2 separate regions of the Homo sapiens genome follow, and region 2 is linked to region 1. A link is a loop called in an ENCODE intact Hi-C map of the cell type or tissue named here. Cell type or tissue: Calu3. All regions are shown on one strand. Each heading gives the region's core, and the rest is flanking DNA. Links, peaks and the distances in the headings are about the cores only. Region 1 has its middle 76 kb from the start of LINC02200. Region 2 has its middle 92 kb from the start of YTHDC2.

Region 1 (9,076 bases), core at 508-8,507:
ATATAAGCATCAGTTTTCACCTATCAGATTATCAAAGATCAAAGATTTTGAAATTATTTGGTGTTGGCAAAGTTGGAGAGAAATGAGTATTCATGTAGAGTTGATGGGACTATGAATTGGTATAATCTCAGTGGAGAGCATTTTGAGATTATTTTTCAAAATTAAAAATGCCCAAATCCTTTGATCTAGTAATCCTACTTTTAGAAACTTATCAGTAGATATATTTTACCTGCACATAGAATTTATTTCATTATCAAAATTGCAAGAGATTAGAAACATATTTGTCTATCAATATGGGACTGTTCATATAAATTACTATTATCCATACAATGGAATAACAGCATGTTTTATGTTTAAAAAAAAAGACAGAGCTGCATGTAATAATATGGCACTATCTTCAAGGTGTAGTAAGTGAAAAAGTAAGGTTTGGAACAGCATATAGCATATTGCAATTTGTGGTGAAAACAACAAAAGCAATGATATGAAAATATGTGTTGAATATCTCTAGAAGGACATAACAAGAAACTGATTGCTATGTATGTCTGGGAGGAAGGAAACGGGAGTGTGGGAGGTCAGGAGTAGAAGAGTAGAAGGGGAGTTGGCTTTTTTTATCTACCACATGCCCTTTAAAATTGTGTGGATTTTTTTTTCTGTGTTTTTCCCTATTAAAAGTAAAACCATTTAAATTAATTTGGTGATTTAAAAAAGAAAAATAAATGTTGACAGCGAACAAGGTAGCGTACTGTGCTTCTTGTTACCTTGCTCTGGTTCCTGTGAACCTGGGAGAACGTTGCAGGACTGCAGGAAAGAAAGGCCATTTCAGCAGAGGAGCATGCTGGATCCAGATGTGGCTTCACAAAAAAAGAGCAAGAATGGAAATATAGACTCTTCCAACCATTTGGAAGAGGCACTGATGCATCCGTTTGCATGGTCTAGCCCTTGAGTCATCTAATATGTGAATGAGGCACACTCAGGTTCCAGAGCTTTTGTGGTCTTGGGGTCATGGTAGGGCAGGGGACTTCAGGAGAAAACACTGGCAGCTGTTCATAGCATTATGGCCCACACCAACCCTCCTGATGGCTACTTGACTTCTGTGAGTATTTAGTTCTTTTCCATCTACAATGTTTAGAACCCCTTTCTCTGGCCCACAGAGGGCTGATGCCAGCCCACCATCCTGTCTTGCAAAATCAATGCCACTGGGCATAAGGGACTGGCAGTGGAAACCAGGTGAAGCTCTGCCAGCAGCCTCCTGCCATGATGGCCAGGTGGCACAGAGTGCCTGTCCTCATGCAGGGCAGTTACTGTTGTCTACAGAAGACAGCACAATGTACTACTCAGGTCTGCACGGGTACCACCCTCCTTCCTTTGCAGATGAGGAGAATGTGAAGCTGAGATCTCACCGAGAGACCAGGCTGAGTCCAGCCACAGTGCTGGCTCTGGCACTATTGAGCTCTTGGTGCTGACCCCACACAGCTCACTTCTTTGTATGATCTCTAATGAAATAAACACATCTCTTTCCTCTTTATGGTTTCTAAATTTTTAGCCCATAGGAAAGCCTAATTATCTAATGGAGTTTAGGTCCCAATTAAAGTGGAAATGAGGCCCTTGGAGCTAAGGTGGAGTGTCACCATCACATTCTAGGAGGGAAGGAGCACAGCACTGGGAGTCCAGAACCCAGAGGCCTGACTTGCTCATGAATTGACTGTGTGACACGCATCACAACTTTTCTGGACCTCAGTATCAAAGTTTAAAAAAAAAAGAATGGGCATGTGTATTTAATCAAATGTTGTAAATTGGGAGTTCACAGATGTGTTTTAGTTAACATGCTTTAAATTAGCTTTAATTAGTAGTCAAAATTGAGATACTTCCTATAAAAAATCTGCATTCTCAGCTCTCTTTGAGAAGGCACACGATCTGACATCAGAGGGCCAGCCTCTCCTGTGGCTCCAATCAGCTGCAGCTGCAGATGCTGCTGCCCTGTCTTTCAGAGCCCGGCCCCACTTCCACACCCACCCCTGCACCCATTCCCTCCACCACCACAGTGGTGTCTCTGGCCTGAATATTTACCCGATCTGCTGACCTTGCAGGCATTTAATTGCGGCCCTTAGTCATTCTGTAAGATTCCTTTCACTTTTAGGACGTAATGATTCTAAAATTTCGTCCAGCTGCCAGTCTAGAAAATATATTTCTTTTCCATATTACTTTAAATCGGGAGCATTTTGAGCTTATGTGGTTGTAGCAAGCCCTGACCCAATGCTTTTCTTTCTTTTTCCATTTGCTCATAGCAGATTATCCTTGGTTACCATGGTGATTACTATCCCTTAATGATACGCTGCTACCGCACGGGGAATATAATTTTCTTTGGTGCAGTGGAGGCAGTGGGGGAACAGTAGTAGGTATAAAAGCTTTCTCTCCTGCTCTATGCCTCAGGTGCTTCTCAGTCGCCACAAAGGACAAGTCAGGCTGCCGATCAGTCTCTCTAGACAAGCCAACATGAGAGCTGCTGCCAGGATTTAAATATCTTCCCTGGGTCTTGGTGCACATGTGGGAACCCAGATACAGGCTATTTTCAACCTCTGCAAAGCATTCTGCATCAAGTCTCATGGGACTTAATTAAAATAATCAGTTTGCACAGTCAAAGCTTTCGTCTCTAACTTTTCACACAAAATGAGCATCCCTTGTGCAAAGAGGCCTGCTCACACATACTCAGAGTGAGTGACACCTCTAAATGCATGCTTTTCCTCCTGGTCGAGATCCCACGGTTTGCATCTGGCCCTTTCTGACTAAACTGTGGTCAGTGGAAGGCAATCCATAACCCATAGCACTGCCCAGATCTTGTAGGCCTCACTTCTCTCACTTCTCTCACTTCATCTCCATGTCCAGGGAGATGGGAGAAGATGTGTTCTCCCTAATTCACAAAACCCTCCAGCATCAAGGGGCTTAGCCCTGGAATCTCACTTTGTGAGGCAGATTGGATCTGCTCAAGGCACCCAGCTGAAAAGGGCTTTGAAGTCCCTCATTTTGGGGGTCCAGTTTTACATCAAGGCCAAATAGAAAACCAGGTGAATGGATGCAATTGAACTTTCAGAGATGAGTTGATACGAGAGTCACCTCTACAGGACTTTCCCCTCTCCTTCCTTCTTTCCTGCCCCTTCAAATTCCCATACAGTTAAAATAAATAAATGAAAAGATAGGTGAGAAAGCAAGTGGAATCTAGGTGATAGGCATCTAGAGCTGTGCACTGTAGTTATTTCACCTTCTCTATACACTTGAAATTTTCATAAATGTTAGAAAATTGACTAAAGCAGAGTTCATACATGAGAGACCCACAGACCATGTCAAGCCCACAGACACAATTTACTTGGCAGCTCAGCGATATTTTTTATTAAATCATTTGCAAACATTTAAAGAGGAGATCGCACAAAAAAATCTGGATTTCCAGTTTCTGTAGACAAATCAGGAGATCTTACAGCATTGGCCCCACATTCCTGCATGGAAACAGTTGACTGGAGCTGGGTGGCAGCTGTTCCCTTTCGATGGGGCACATCCTCTCCTCTTGGATGCAGACCCTGCAACATATACATTCTTCACTTATGTTACTTGTATGGGCCAGTTTCTCAGGTAATGACATTCATCCAGAACAACCTCAAAAAGGGGAAAAAGTCATAGAAAAGCAGCTTATCGGTCTGTGAGCACTTGCGTGCCCACATGCAGTTATGTGGGAAAATGCAGTCCTACACCTTTGTTTTGTGTAGTCAGGTGGCAAGGCCTCCTCTTCCCTTCTACTCCAGCCTGCTGAGATGCCAGTCAGTGCCCCACCACAAAGCTAAGTAAGCAGAGCGGCTCATAAACAACTCTGGGTATGACTGCGTGGACAGGAAAGTCTTGCTTCAGGCTAACTGAGCCAGCCTTCATTTACTACAGAATGTTTGCCCTCTGACTAAAATGCCTTAGTTAGTGCAAGAGATAGACCAAGTCTCCTGTCAAATTGTCACCATCATTGTTTATCATAAAGCTTCATTGTTTGGTGCCAGGCAAAAAAGAGAGCCACACAGAACTCAGGTGTCCTAGAGCCTAAATTTGATCTGTGCATATCACAGTGGGAAATTCTACCTCTTTTGTTTTTCCTTTCTGGCCTAAAGGAGGTTTGTGGATTGAAATATTTTCTCAGAGGAAAATGGGTACTGGCCACAGGGTTCAGTGTTTCCAAAATGTTGCCTCTGCCTCTGCCTCTGCCTTTTCCTTGCACGGATCCACACTCTAAAGGATGCCTTCGTTGGGGTGTGCTGGGCTTCTGAGCTCTGTTCTGGGCTGAGAGGTCCTAGGTTGGAGCAATGTGAGTGTTGTCAGGAGCAGAATACATCCTCGGCGATAACAGCGAAGGTGAACTCGAGTCCCTTCGCCCTTTGGACTCTTCCTCCACTGCTTTCTATCGAACTTAGAATACAATTCATCTCCTTCCTTGGCCAACCAGTCCTTATGTGGTCTGAACCCGGATGGTCTTCCAGCCTCATTTTATCCCACCTTTCCCTCCCCTCTCCATGCTCTGGCTACACTGGCTTCTTTCTATTCTGAAACACCCAAAGCTTGTCCTTACCCAGGGCTGCTGCACTTGCTCTTCGCTCTGCCTGGACCACTCTTCCCCCAGCCCTTGGTCTGGCTGGCTCCTTCTCATCTGGGCTTCAGGTCACATGCCAGCTTCTCTAAGGCCTTTCCTGGCACTGTTCTCTTCCCCTCATGCCCTATTTCTATTCCATTACGGTGTTATTTTTCATTGAAATTATTACCTAAAATTATTTTCGTTTACTTGGTTAGTATCTGTCTCCTCTACTTCAGTGCAAGCTCCACAAAAGCAAGGACCTTGTCTCTTGTTCACCAGAGAATCCCCGCTGCCTGAAATAAACGTTTAATCAATGAATGTCCACACCCAGAGCGGGAGGGAATTCTAACAGTTGTGAGGCTGCTGATGTTCCTTCCAGTGAATGCTATGAAAAACTCAAGTCTATATACATTTAATCCTCCCCTAATTTGGATCTGCTTTTAAGAATGGCCTTTGGCCGTTTGTAACATCTGGATGCCAATATTAAAATAAAACTGGTGAAGAAGAAGGCTGAGATTTGATGGTTCCATGTATTTCCTTAAATATTATGGTTCTGTAAAATGGCTTTGATTGGTGACACAAAAGGCAAGGTTGCCCCCTAGTGTTTAGATGTGTAGATCTGTGTCACCAGCAATACCTTTTAAAAAACTGTGTGTATAGAAAGCCACACTTCCACAGCCTGCTGTAATATAGACCAGAATTTACCAAGGAAGCACAATTTCCCACAAAGTATCTCCTAAGAGACTCCAAATGGATACTTTCCATTCTCATGGGCTTCTGCCAAAAGTTGAGCTACTGTCTTTGTTAGCTACTAAAGAAATCTGAAACAACCAAGAGAGCTGTCTAGCTGAGTTTCACCAGATAGCACATTCTCCAGACTGTTTTCTTAAATGTCACCTTCCTTTCCCAGGCAAAGTAGGCTGATTATAAAGTAAGTAAAATCAATGTTAAAGAAAATAGCAACCCACCATCTCAACTGTTTTCCCCTTGGCCACAGAGGAATTTATCCTTAAAGTTCAGGAAGACATAAACCATTCAGAATCTTAAGTGGATGCAACCAAGCACAAGATTTCCCTGCACTGAAAAATCTTGGTAGTTTTAGGTGAGTATTTTTCATTCCTGAGCCATGCTGAAGACTGGTGAGACAAAGGAAAGCTGTAAAAAGTGGCTGGATGAGGGTGGCACCAGGGGAAACCATTTAATAAAGAGCCTGGGTTATTGGCTCCTACAGTATCACTCTGGGAAACTAGGTTATTAGAAATGATGGAAAATGGGTGGTGAGGTGAGCTGGTGGCTGGGAATAACCATGGCAACCAAACTATCCATTTTCTTATTTCGCTTTCCTTGAGACTAGAAATAGATCAAGTGTAGGTCACTGCAAACAAGTCCAGTGATGGTTTACATCTCCTGCAACAGCTTTTGCTGGCCTTTTTTGTGAGCATGTGAAGAAATGCTACCCTACTTTTGAAAAAATGTCATATATCTCTTGTCCCGACCACCTAGTTTGTGTTCTGTATATTGTGTGAATATGGTGTTCTATTTTTACTTTAAAATATGTTTTTTAAGAGTAAATAAGAAATAGTTGTGGAATTACAAAGCCAGAAGTAGAATGCTTTTTGGAGACCACCTACTCAATGCAGGAATTTTTTTTTGTCATGCTGAGAGATGGGCTCTATTTTAATCTCTTCAGTGACAAGGAACTCACTACTTCATGATATAACAATTGCATTGTTAAATTGTTGGAAATTCTTTATTATTTTTATTTATTCACACAGCTGATATTTATTTAGCACCTACTCTATGCCAGGTACTGTGCTGGGCACTTTGGATCTAGTGGTTAACAATATGAACTCTGAACATGAAGTCCCTGAACATAAAGAAGTTATAGTCTTCTCCTTGTAACTTTCAGGTGAATATGTGCAATTGAAACTAATGAACAGTATTTTCATGGTACTGCTACTGTTTCAGCAACAATAGTTTTAGTCTTTTGTTTCTCTGATCAAGAATCACATTTTAAGGAGAGAGTATCCGATTGGCTTGAGTCCCATGCCCAGCCCTTGGCTGGAGGTGGCAGCAGCACTTCTTGATGTCCCTCCAGAATGTATCCCATGTGTCCAACCAGAGAACAGGCAGTTTTTGTTAAAAGTACACACAGGGTCATCCTAGGTTTTTCCTGGGGTTTAATGTCAAGACTAAATATCTCTATATCTATTTTCTAAAGGCAAAAATATTTAACTATCTCAGTGTTCCAGAAGCTCCTCATGTTTTCTTGGAGATTACTACAGTATCTCCAATCATGTCTGCAGGCTACTTGAGTGTTTTGGAAGATAATTCACTTGGACCCTGTGTCATATATTCTCTTAAAGCTGCAGGTGCACTCGCTCTTGCATTTACATGACCTACCTTGTTTCCACCCAGTCTAATTTGAATACCAGTATCATTGCTAGAAGAGGTCAGAGAACAATGTAAAAGATCTGCCTTCATCTTGCAGAACTGTGCAGTGTTTAAAAGAACAAGGGCTTTGGAATGAGAAATACCCGGGTTTAAGTCCTATTCCTGTGTTGTACTGGTTGTGTGGCCTTGGTCCAGTTACTCATCTGTTCTATGTGTCTGTTTTCTCATCTGAAAAATGGATATAATCTCATAGGGTTTATGGAAGATCAACTGTACAGTCAAGAGACAGAAATCACACTGATTATTTGAACAGGGAGATTTCATGTAAAGATTTTTTAATCAAGTACTCAAGAAATGAAAAGGCAGAAAGGAAACACTGAGAAGGCAGAAATCGTAGAAGCAGTTACTGCTCTAGAACTGGGTGAATACATGAAAGAGTTTGGAGTTGTTAAAGTTTAGAAGCTTGAAGGAGGTGGTGCCCCGCAGAGCTGAAACTGAAACCTCTGAGACCGGGTTGAGGGTCATTGCATTGTACTATTGCCTCAGGATTTTGAAGGTGGCCCCTGGTAGGGAATAGGTAGGACCGTGACCTTCAAGGAGAGGTGCTAACTGGTTGGTGCTGGGGTCTCTAGGGGGTATGATGATGCTGGTTCTAAGGGGAGTGATGATGCTAGTTTATCATGCCCCAGTATTTAGGGGTAATGCAAATATCAATTCCTGAATAAATGTTGGAATGAATTCCTAAGTGTCTGAGACCTCAGTGGTTGTCTCTTGTTTTAATTGCTGGAATTTTCCATTAACTTTATTACTCATGGAAGTACTAAGATACATCCCAGAAAATCCCCAGCATCTGAGACATGGTCCTCCCTACTTTCATTTTGCAGTAGCAACTGTTAACTTAAAAATCACAAGATGTATAAATTTAGAACGGGAGAAGAGACTATTTCATCTAAAGTGTTACAGCCTATAAGATGGCCATCCTTCAGACTGGGAAGTACAGCCTCTGGCTGGAGCCCAGAAACAGGCACTTGGAAGGAGGAGGGGTTGGGGTATAAGTTTTATACTGAACAGGTTGACTAAACATACATATTCAACAGGTTACAGGAGGAGCTGTGAATATTCATGAAGGTGGCCCTGATGCATACGTCTTGAACAAACATGCAAGTAATATAAAACCCATGTTCACTTTGGGGTGGAGATGCAACATTTAAGTGTATTATAATGAGGCCCTGTACTTCAAAAGATCTTTTCAAGACATGAAGGGATGCAAGTGCATAATCTTTGTAAACTGGCCAGAACCAGTCCAGGGTTGGTGGTTTTCTTATCTGGGGAAAGTTATTGAAGTCAGTCTCTTGTCCAGTGAAAACTGTAGTTATGGCTGGTGGAACAGTCCAGTGAGTCAGCGTCTGTGAGCTGGATGAGTTGTGACTGTTTTAATCGTGCTTATCTTGAGGCCAGTGCTTGTTTAGTTGCTGGAGAAAAAGAAAAATTTTGTGGCAGTTAGAACATAGATTATTCTTCAAGTGTAGGGATGCGTGACTTAACTCTTGCCTGACATGGCCTTAGGTCCTTTTTATATGTTGGTATCTTATTGTCACCAAGAGTCTGTTGTGTTAAACTTATGATCTTTATTTTAACATTTAGGCTGGTCACTTGTTCTGTCTAAGCCATAAAAGGAGGTCTAATGAGGTAGTCTGACCTGCTGTCCCATGATGGTCAGGAACTCAGTTTTAAGCTTTTTCTGGGGTCCCCTCAGCTACAAGAGAGTCTGTTCTCAGTAGAGAGGCCAGGGTTGGCGGGGGCAGGGTAGGATTTTATTTTTAGTTTACACAACACAATTTGTTCTTGGTATTCAGGATCAATCATCCCAGCCAGGAGAGTAATCCTCCTCTTTGCCTGTGGGTTCAGGAGCATGAGTACCCCCAAATGACCACTTGACAGCCTACTTTTCCAATTCAATGGAATCATTGCTGTGTTCCTGAAAGGAAGCATTCTTTCCTTTAGAATAAGTGCTTCAAACCAGTGCAGATTGCCATTGCAGGAATGGGGTGCATAAATTCTGTAAGAAGCTTATCAAGTGTA
Region 2 (9,076 bases), core at 532-8,531, 1.1 Mb before region 1:
ATAATGATAACTTTTAGCAGTTTTTAACTTTAATGTGAAACCTGGTAAGTTGTTTTGATTATGTACTAGACACAGATAAAGTCACTTTTTCCAGCATAGTTAGGGGTGTGGTTAATTTTGTACGTCCCCAGGCCTTACCAAATTGTAAAGCAGGCAGCTTACAGTCTTGAAACATTTATCAAACCTAGTATCAGACTTATATGATGTAGACCACCCATTTGCATTTTGATGACATTTATATTTTACCAATAATCCCTAAGATTATTTTTATTTCTTAAACATTAAAGCCACTTGCACTGAAAGGCATTATAGCTTTTATATTTGCTTTAAAAAATACTTGATTTAAATGTGTATTTTTCTTTGAGCCAATCAATTAGAGCTGTTTTATAGACATTACACACAACACATATTTAGCTATACAGACAGACAGAAGATTCAGTACTTGTAAGATTTTTCATTTGCCAGTTTCTTAACTGAATTACTGGCTTCAGGGTAGAGCCCTTGGAGGAACAGGGCTAGGAAAGCACTCATTTCTAGGGTCTAATAAGCAGGCACAGCTGAAGGCAAAGACAGATCCCCAAAATTAAGGGTGCCATTTTATACTGGATCCTGGATCCCCAAAAGGAGAGAAATACTATAGAAGAAGATAGTGCAGTGCTTCTACCATGCATTTTATTGCAAGGCAAAGCAAAGCCAATAAGCCTATTTTGTAATCAGCCCATCCCCCATGGGAGTCTCATCTCTTAGTGGGGGTAGGGATGTTTCCATATCTTCCAGGTGGTCAACAGCGTGCTTCTCTGATCCAAATGTGCAAAGAGTCAAGTATCCCTCCATAACTACTAGTAGCCATCCCTTAAAGTATATTTCCTACCTCGTTAGTACACACCAAAGGTCTCTCTAATGTGAAGCAATTTCTGATACTCCCCAAACTCTAAACCGTCAGATAACACAATGCAAAATAGAACAGAGCCTTTCATTTTGAGAGGGATTTATCCGCTTTTAATTCTGGGATTTCATGAGGAAAACAGAGGTTTTTTTCCAAAACAGGGTCTCTGGCATCTCCTCTGTTTTTCCAAAGGAATTCCAGGCTACCAAAAGTTATCTTAGGCCATCTCATGTGTGCATTAAGAGTGGCAAGACAGGCTGGGTGCAGTGGCTCATGCCTGTAATCCTAGCACTTTCACAGGCCAAGGCACATGGATTGCCTGAGCTCAGGAGTTTGAGACCAGCCTGGGCAACTCGGTGAAACCCCGTCTCTACTAAAATACAAAAAATTAGCTGGGCATGCTGGCATGCGCCTGTAGTCCCAGCTACTTGGAAGGCTGAGACAGGAGAATTGCTAGAACCTGGGAGGCAGAGGTTGCAGTGAGCCGAGATCGTGCCACTGCACTCCAGGCTGGGTGACAGCGTAAGACTCTGTCTCAAAAAAAAAAAAAAAAAAAAAAAAAAGAGTGGCAAGACAAAAAATGGAGAAAAATAATTCAGTCAACTGAGAATAAAAACCTTTTTCCAGAAAAACAAGACCCAAGAAAAGAAAAACGTATAGGCCTTTAAAATATACCTGTAGCTTGAATATCCACTTTTAATTAAGCTGAGCTCTCTTTAAGAAAATCATTTAAGATATCTTGTTACTCAACATTAGCCACACCAAGTGGTTAAGATTTTTGGCTTTTGAACTTTACCAAAAGTAACCTCACAGGTGAAACCAATAAGCCTCCATTAGGTTATGACTTAACTGCAAGTGTATGAGGTATTCTCAAAGGGGCGGTAAGCAACTTTTGAAACTGTCATTGCAAAATGACTGAGACGGTAAAAGAGGTCCAACCCAACCAACTCCATCTTGCTTCCAGCCCCCAAGCTGTCCTTGCCCATCCCTAGGCATAGGCCAAACCAACTCTGGGAGGAGCCTAGTTTACAGTTTATAGCCTAAAACAAAGATGATAGCAACTCCTTCCCAAAATAAGCCTCCCTCTTGTCTGGGCACTAGACCAAGAAACTAGCCACAAGATTAGAAACCATGGCTCAGGAGTCGTGCAGCTGGAAGCTGCAAGATTCTGACCCTCCCTAAACTGCTCCCAAGATCAGTGCTCAAGATACTTGGCAAACCCTGCCCTTGATGGATCAGCTGGCACCACCCAGATTGACAAACTGGCTCATCTGATTTTGTAGCCCCCACTCAGGAAGTGACTCAGCACAAGAAGACAGCCACCACTGTAGAATGGCAGAGACTAAAACAAAATATTGCCACGTAGTCACAGCTCATGTTCCCAAGGACATAAAACAAGATGGAGGCCTGCAGCAAACTTCATCACCGATCATTTTGTAGGGCTGGCTTGAACAGCAGGTTTATGAGGTCCCAGTCCTAAGGCACCCTTTCTTTTGACAGAACCATGCAGAAAGACATGCAAAGCACACCAGATTGACGACAGCTTAAGACCAACTACACAAATCCTTTTTCATTAATTAAAACTTAACAGAGAATGTAATCAGTGATCCTTATTATCCCTTTTACCAGTTTGCCCAGAGACAGAGAGGCCAAAAGCCCAACTGGTTAAAAAAAAACTTTTACCGTTTTGCTGGCATGTCAGCTTCTGGGTTCCCTGCTCCTGAGCTCAACTCTAAGCGATGCACTTTAAGGTTTGGGGAACTTGACATTTCTCTGTTTGGAGGAACATTATAAAAGAAGGAATAGGAGCCATTTTAAACTGTGAAAGAAGGAAGGAGAAATACCATAGAAAAGTCTAGCGGTTTGGGTAGTAGAACTGGAGGAGCTGACATGTGGATGGGGGGCAGGAAGGGCCACAGCATCTGGAAGTTGCATTCGAGGGTTGCATTCAAGGGTTTCCTGAGGGTTTGTTTCTCTAATTTTGGGGAATCATTTTCTTTGGGCCCTCCTGATATGACTGGTAAAAAAGCTGAGTTGATTGTGCAACACTTGCAAAGTTCTAGTAAGAAGGCCATGCCCTTGTGCATAAGAAAGTGACCCACTTTTTCTTTAAAATCTAGTGTCAAAGGAGTCCCAGTGCTTCAGAACACATTCCAGAGGAATTCAGGCTGAAGATGGTCTGTTACCTATCTAGAAAGAGAAGCAAGAAAAACGTATGCCTTTAGTCTCCTTCCTTTCCTTTGAAATGGCCCAAGGTAGAGGGAAAGACAGTGGAGGCATCCCCCCACCTGTTTTCCCTCCCTAGTTCCCTGAGCCCTGGCATTTATTAAATGTGCCACCCATGGTTGCAGGCATGACCCTCAGCATGGAACCAAAGGAACTAAGCGATTTGGGATTATGTTCACTCTTGTGACTTTAGTCCTCCACTTGTGATATCCCTTTGATTTCCTGGACTCATCTGGCCCGTGTGGCTCCCAGAAAGATGGATCTCAGGAAAAACTACATAATAGTTTCATGTGAGCAAGACCCATTTAATGGAGGGAGTGTACTAGATTAAACTCTATATCCTGCTATTATGGCCCATGCTAAAGCACTTACCCTTAGAGAATGGTTCCGGTGAACTTCCAGACATAAAATCTTCTTACTATTTAAGTATCGTTTTAATGGGAGGTAGAATATGTGCCTTAAAAGAACGTAGGGACCGAATGGCCATTTTCCTGCTGATGGGACGGTATCGAGACTAAAATTTGATTTTAGAGGATTTTTTCCTCCTCATTGCTGAAGGGAGAGTTTTTCCATTTACAGAAGCGCATAAAGCCTGGTCTCTAGTAGAGAGGTGCCAAAAGGGAGGAGATTTCTATTCCACTAGGTGGTGCTGTTGACCTTGAAATGCCATGTGCCCTCCAGCCCAAGGGCGGAGAAATGCTCACAGTGGTGGGGCGGGGGAGTGGTGGAGACCCTCAGTTCCTAGAAAAATCACAAAAACGACATTCCCTTGAGCTATATTCCTGGTTACTGCAGCATCCTACATTTCCTGATCTTGCCTAATAGGATTACTTCCCTGAACTGTAAAAATTCCCACCACATTGCATACAGAGAGAGGAGACATGGCAGTCGCAGACAGGAAAGGAGGAAATTATGATAAGTAAAGCTGGAGATCCTGTTGCCGATGCCTGATTGAGCAGTTGGAGGCGGGTCAGTCCAGAAGCCTTCAGATAACACCAGGGTGTAGACCTGGCCAGAAATCCTCCAGGACTTATTCCAGCCCCATGCAATGGCTAGGTTTCCATGAAGGGAAATCAGTTCAAAACACAGCCAAAATGCCCAGAATGGAGGCCGACAGCCTTGAAATGAAAGGATGTCCCAGATGGGGCCCCAAAATGAAGCGGCGACATTGTCTGGGATAAATACCCGAGGTTCGTTGTTTCACGCCAAGGGATTCAAGGACATGGACACACAAGTAGAGAGTTTAAGAGCAGAGGTTTAATACGTAAAAGAAAAAGAGAATAGCTCTCTATTCTGCACAGAGAGAGGGGCACCCGAGTGGGTCTTCCAGTTTTGTGATGAAATAAACGGGGTTTTGTAGATGAGCTTGAGGAGGTGGTGTCTGATTTATATAGGAGGAGGTGGTGTCTGATTTACATAGGGCCCAAGAGATTGGTAGAACCAGTTGTTATGTTTGCATGGGGTTCAAGGAAGCTGCCCATCCCACCCTAATCTTTTATTGTGCAGATGGGCTCTCTACCTGGCCAGCGCCATGTTGTCTGTTCCTTACTGTACACGTGGTTCACAAAGGGAAGATGGAGCCACCATGTTGAACATGACTGGCCCCCAGGTAGCCTTTCTCTACTGGCACAGCTGCTGGTATTTACCTATGCAAGATTTTAGCTTGCTTAGTTATGCTTGCAGCTTGATTTTTCAGGCTGCTTTTTGTTAGAAAAGAAATGATTTGGGGGCTGCTTTTACAAAAAGGAAAGCTTACTGAGGACTTTCTTACCCTATCTGCCTAAATAATTTCCAACTCCTGTATCGAAACGACTGTACTTTTTCTACCACATTATCTTTGTGTCCTTGTGAAAAAAAATCAGTTGCCCATAGATGTTGAGTGTATTTCTGGACTTTCCATTACTTTCTACTGCTCTATGTGTCCACATTTATGTAAAAACCAGGTTGTTTTGTATACTAAAGTGTCTTAGTCTGTTTGTGTTGCTATAAAGGAATATCGGAGATGGTAATTTATTTTTTATAAAAAGGTTTATTTGGCTCATGATTCTGCAGGCTATACAAGAAGCATGGTGTCAGTATTTGCTTCTGGTGAGAGCTTCAGGCTGCTTCCACTCATGGCAGAAGGCAAAGGGGAGCCAGCTGTACAGAGATCACATGGCAAGCAAGAAAGCAAGAGAGAGGGGGATTAATCTATTCACATAGGATCTACCTTCATGACCCAAACACCTCCCATTAGGACCCATCTCCAACACTGGAAACCAAATTTCAACATCAGATTTGGAAGGGGTCAAACAAACTATATCCAAACTATAGCATAAAGCTTTGTTAAGTCTTGAATTAGATAAAAATTAAGTATGGGCCCTCTAAAGTTGTACTTTTTCCATTGTTTTGGCTATGCTAAGGTCCTTTACATTTCCATATAAATTTTGAAATCAGCTTGCCCATGTCTACAAAAAAGCCCACTTTTGTGATTCTGATGAATCTATAGATTTTGCAGAGAACTGACTTCTTAGCAATATTGAGTCTTCCAACCCATGAAAAAGTAAATCTTTGTTTTTTAGGTCATCTTTAATTTCTCTCAGCAACATTTTGTACATTTCAGTGTATAGGTTTTTCGTATCTTTTGTCAGTTATTCCTAAATATTTATCTTTTTTGATGCTTTGTAAATGGCATTTTTTCTTATTTTAACTTACAGTTGTTTGTTGCCAATATACAGAAATACAGCTGGGTTCTTGTATATTGATTTTGTATCCTGGAACCTTGTTAAACTCATTAATTAGTTCAAGTAGCTTTTGGTAGTGGGAAACTAATAATTTTCCCTGCCCCAGAATCTTTGTTGTGATAATATAACTTTGCTATTCCTTTGGAGAACCATTTCTTTTCTACTCTTGGTCCATGTGTTTGGGAAGACATTTAACAGAGACTAATTAGCACAGTGATTGGTGTAGAGACAATGGTGTACGTGACCAGTTCATCCAATGAAAGTAAATGCTGGAAGTTATGAGGAAGTCAATGGGAAAACATTGCTTTTTCTAGCTAGTTCAAAGTAGAATGTTACTGATTTCAAATTTAAGTCCATTGTGGTCAGAGAACACACTTTGTATGATTTGAATGCTTTTAAATTTATTGGGATTTGCTTTGTGGCCCACAACAGGTCTATCATAAGTATTATATGTGCACTTGAAAAGACTGTGTATTCTAATCCTGTTATGTGGTAAGTTCTATTAATGTTAATTAAGTCAAGTTGATGGATAGTGTTTTTCAAGCCTACTATTTTTTGCTGACTTTATGCTTACTTTTTCTAACAATTATTGAGAGACATTGAAATCTCTGACTATAATTGTCAACTTACCTATTTTTCCTTGCAGTTCTATCAATTTTCACTTAAGTCATTTTGAAGCTCTTTTATTATTAAGAGCATAAGCTTTTAGGATTATTATATCCATTGATCTTTTATTAAGTTACTGTCTTTATCCCAATTATATTCTTTGTTCTGAATTATCCTTTGTCTGACATTAATATAACCATTCTAGCTTTTTAAAAGTTAATATTAGCATGGCATAACTTCTTTCATTTTTTTAACATTTAACCTGTGTGTCTTTACATTTATGATTCATTTCTTGTAGGCATCATGTAGCTGGGTCTTGGTTTTTTATCCAATCTGACAAGCTCTCCCTTTTATTTGGAGTTTTTGGACCATTCCACTTAATATGATGTATTAGTCTGTTCTTACGCTGCTAATAAAGACATACCCAAGACTGGGTAATTTATAAAGAAAAAGAGGTTTAATGGACTCACAGTTCCACATGGCTGGGGAGGCCTCACAATCATGGTAGAAGGTGAAGGCAAAGGCAAGTCTTAACATGGCAGCAGGCAAGAGTGCCTGTGCAGGAAACTGCCCTTTATAAAACCATCAGATCTCGTGCAGCTGATTCACTATCATGAGAACAGCATGGAAAACCCACCCCCGTGATTCAGTTACCTCCCACCAGGTCCCTGCCATGACACACGAGGATTATGGAAGCTACAATTCAAGATGAGATTTAGGTGGGGACCCAGCCAAGCCATATCATAAGATTACTAATTTTTTCAGTTTGAGTCTATTGTCTGTTTTCTATTTTTGTTGTTGTCTTTGTCTCTATTTGTTATTTCCATTTGTTTTTTGTACCATTTTCCCTTTTTTGAAGTTTTGCAAGTCTGGTGGGAACAGGCACTATTTTTGGCCATTTATAAGCACCAGGCACTGTTTTCTTTAATCCTTTCAGATGGTTCTTTTCCTGACTTCAGGTAGTTTTTGCACGCATGCACTGATCAGCAGCTTGCTGAACACTCCAGAGGGACCCTCTGCAGAGAGTTGCGGTTTACTCTCTATGAAATTCTCTCATCTCTGGTCTTCTGTCTGTTCTAAGAGCTCTAGGTGCTTTGGTTTTCCCACTCTTAACTTTGTCTCCTCAACTCAAGAACTCAAGAACCAAATAAATACAGCCAAATGATTTTTTGACAAAGGTGCAAAGGCAATTCAAGAGAGAAAGGGTAGTCTTTTAAATAATAGTGATGGAACAATTGGACATTCATGTACATAAAAATGAACCTCAACCTATCTCATACTTTATCCAAAAATTAACTCAAAATGGATCATGAATCTAAATATAAAACTATAAAACTTTTAGAAAAAACAATGGAAGAAAACCTTCATAACTGGGGGTTAGGCAAAGAGTTCTCAGTATGACACCAACATCACTATCCATAAAAAAAGATATAGCTTATCAAAATTAAAAATTATAAAAAATGTTAAGGGAATGAAAAGACAAGCTACAAATAAAGTATTTTCAAGTCACATATCTGACAAAGGACCTGTATTCAGAATCTATAATGAACTCTCAAAACTAACAGTAAGAAAACAATTTTGAAATGGTCTAAAGACTTGGAGAGGAAATATAGGTGACTTACCCAAAGAGGATATATGGTTGACAAATAAGCACATGCAAAGATGTTCAACATTAGTGGCTATTAGAGAAATACCACTTAACCCCATGATCAGATACTATTGCACACCTAATAGAATGGTGAAAATAAAGAATACCGACAATAGTAACAGCTATCAACAATGTGAAACAACTGGACCTCTCTGACATTACTGGGAGGAATGCAAAATGATATAGCTATTCTCAAAAATAGTGAATACTATTCAGCAATAAAAGAAAATAAAATGAATTGTAGATATAAACAATAATTTGGATGAATCTCAAAGACATTATGCTAAGTGAAAAAGCCAGTCTCAAAAGGTTACATACTGTATGATTCTATCTATAGGACATTCTCAAGAAGACAAACCAAGAATGTCAGAGAACAGATCAGTGGTTGGCAGGGGTTAGGGGTCGGGGGGATGATGTAACTACAAAGGGGTAGCACAAGGGAATTTTTTAGGATGATGAAATTGCATCCTGATTGTGGTGAAGGTTACCTAAATTTGTACATGTGTTAAAATTCAAAGAACTGTCCATCTTTAAAAAAGTTCATTTTACTCTATTCATTTTAAAAGTTAAGATTTAAAAGAAAACTTTATAGTAAACTAATACTAAATGGTGACATCTAGTTGTCCAGATATTCTGAGAAGAGCAAAGTGAAGAGCTTCAGTGGGTCCCTGAGTCTGAAACATGCCTGGTATATTCAAGGAATAGTAAGCAGGTCAGTGTGGCTAAAGTAGGATGAGTAGGAAAGGAGAGTAGAGGACAGAAGGTCAGAGATAATGAGAGATCAGATTATGTAAGGACTTTGGCTTTTGAATTAAATAGGGAGCGACTGCAGGGTGTTGAGCAGAAAATATGAGATGAGCAGATTTAATGTTTTAAAAAGATCACTGTAACTCCTGTGTTGAAAATAGATTTGTGTAGGGGGAAGAGAAGAGGAGGTAGAAGAGGGAAGATATCTTAGGAGCTACTTCAGTAACCCAGGTAAGAATG

What was found. A loop is a pair of places that touch in the nucleus more often than their neighbours do. Peaks named below come from ENCODE experiments on the same cell type or tissue, not always from the same donor. Only the 100,000 strongest peaks of a DNase experiment are listed, where the experiment ranks them.
Region 2: a loop joins it to region 1, with 10 times the contacts of the local background. A loop is called at or near these places in 19 of 110 quality-filtered maps.

The regions. Positions count from the first base shown.
Region 1 is chr5:112,547,742-112,556,817 of GRCh38, reverse strand. No RefSeq gene overlaps it. Among named protein-coding and RNA genes, the nearest start is that of LINC02200, 76 kb to the left of the region's middle. In Calu3, for the core only: a CTCF peak has its summit at 5,200 (motif pointing left); DNase peaks (open chromatin) are centred at 5,207 and 8,347.
Region 2 is chr5:113,601,410-113,610,485 of GRCh38, reverse strand. No RefSeq gene overlaps it. Among named protein-coding and RNA genes, the nearest start is that of YTHDC2, 92 kb to the right of the region's middle. In Calu3, for the core only: a CTCF peak has its summit at 3,759 (motif pointing right); a DNase peak (open chromatin) is centred at 3,785.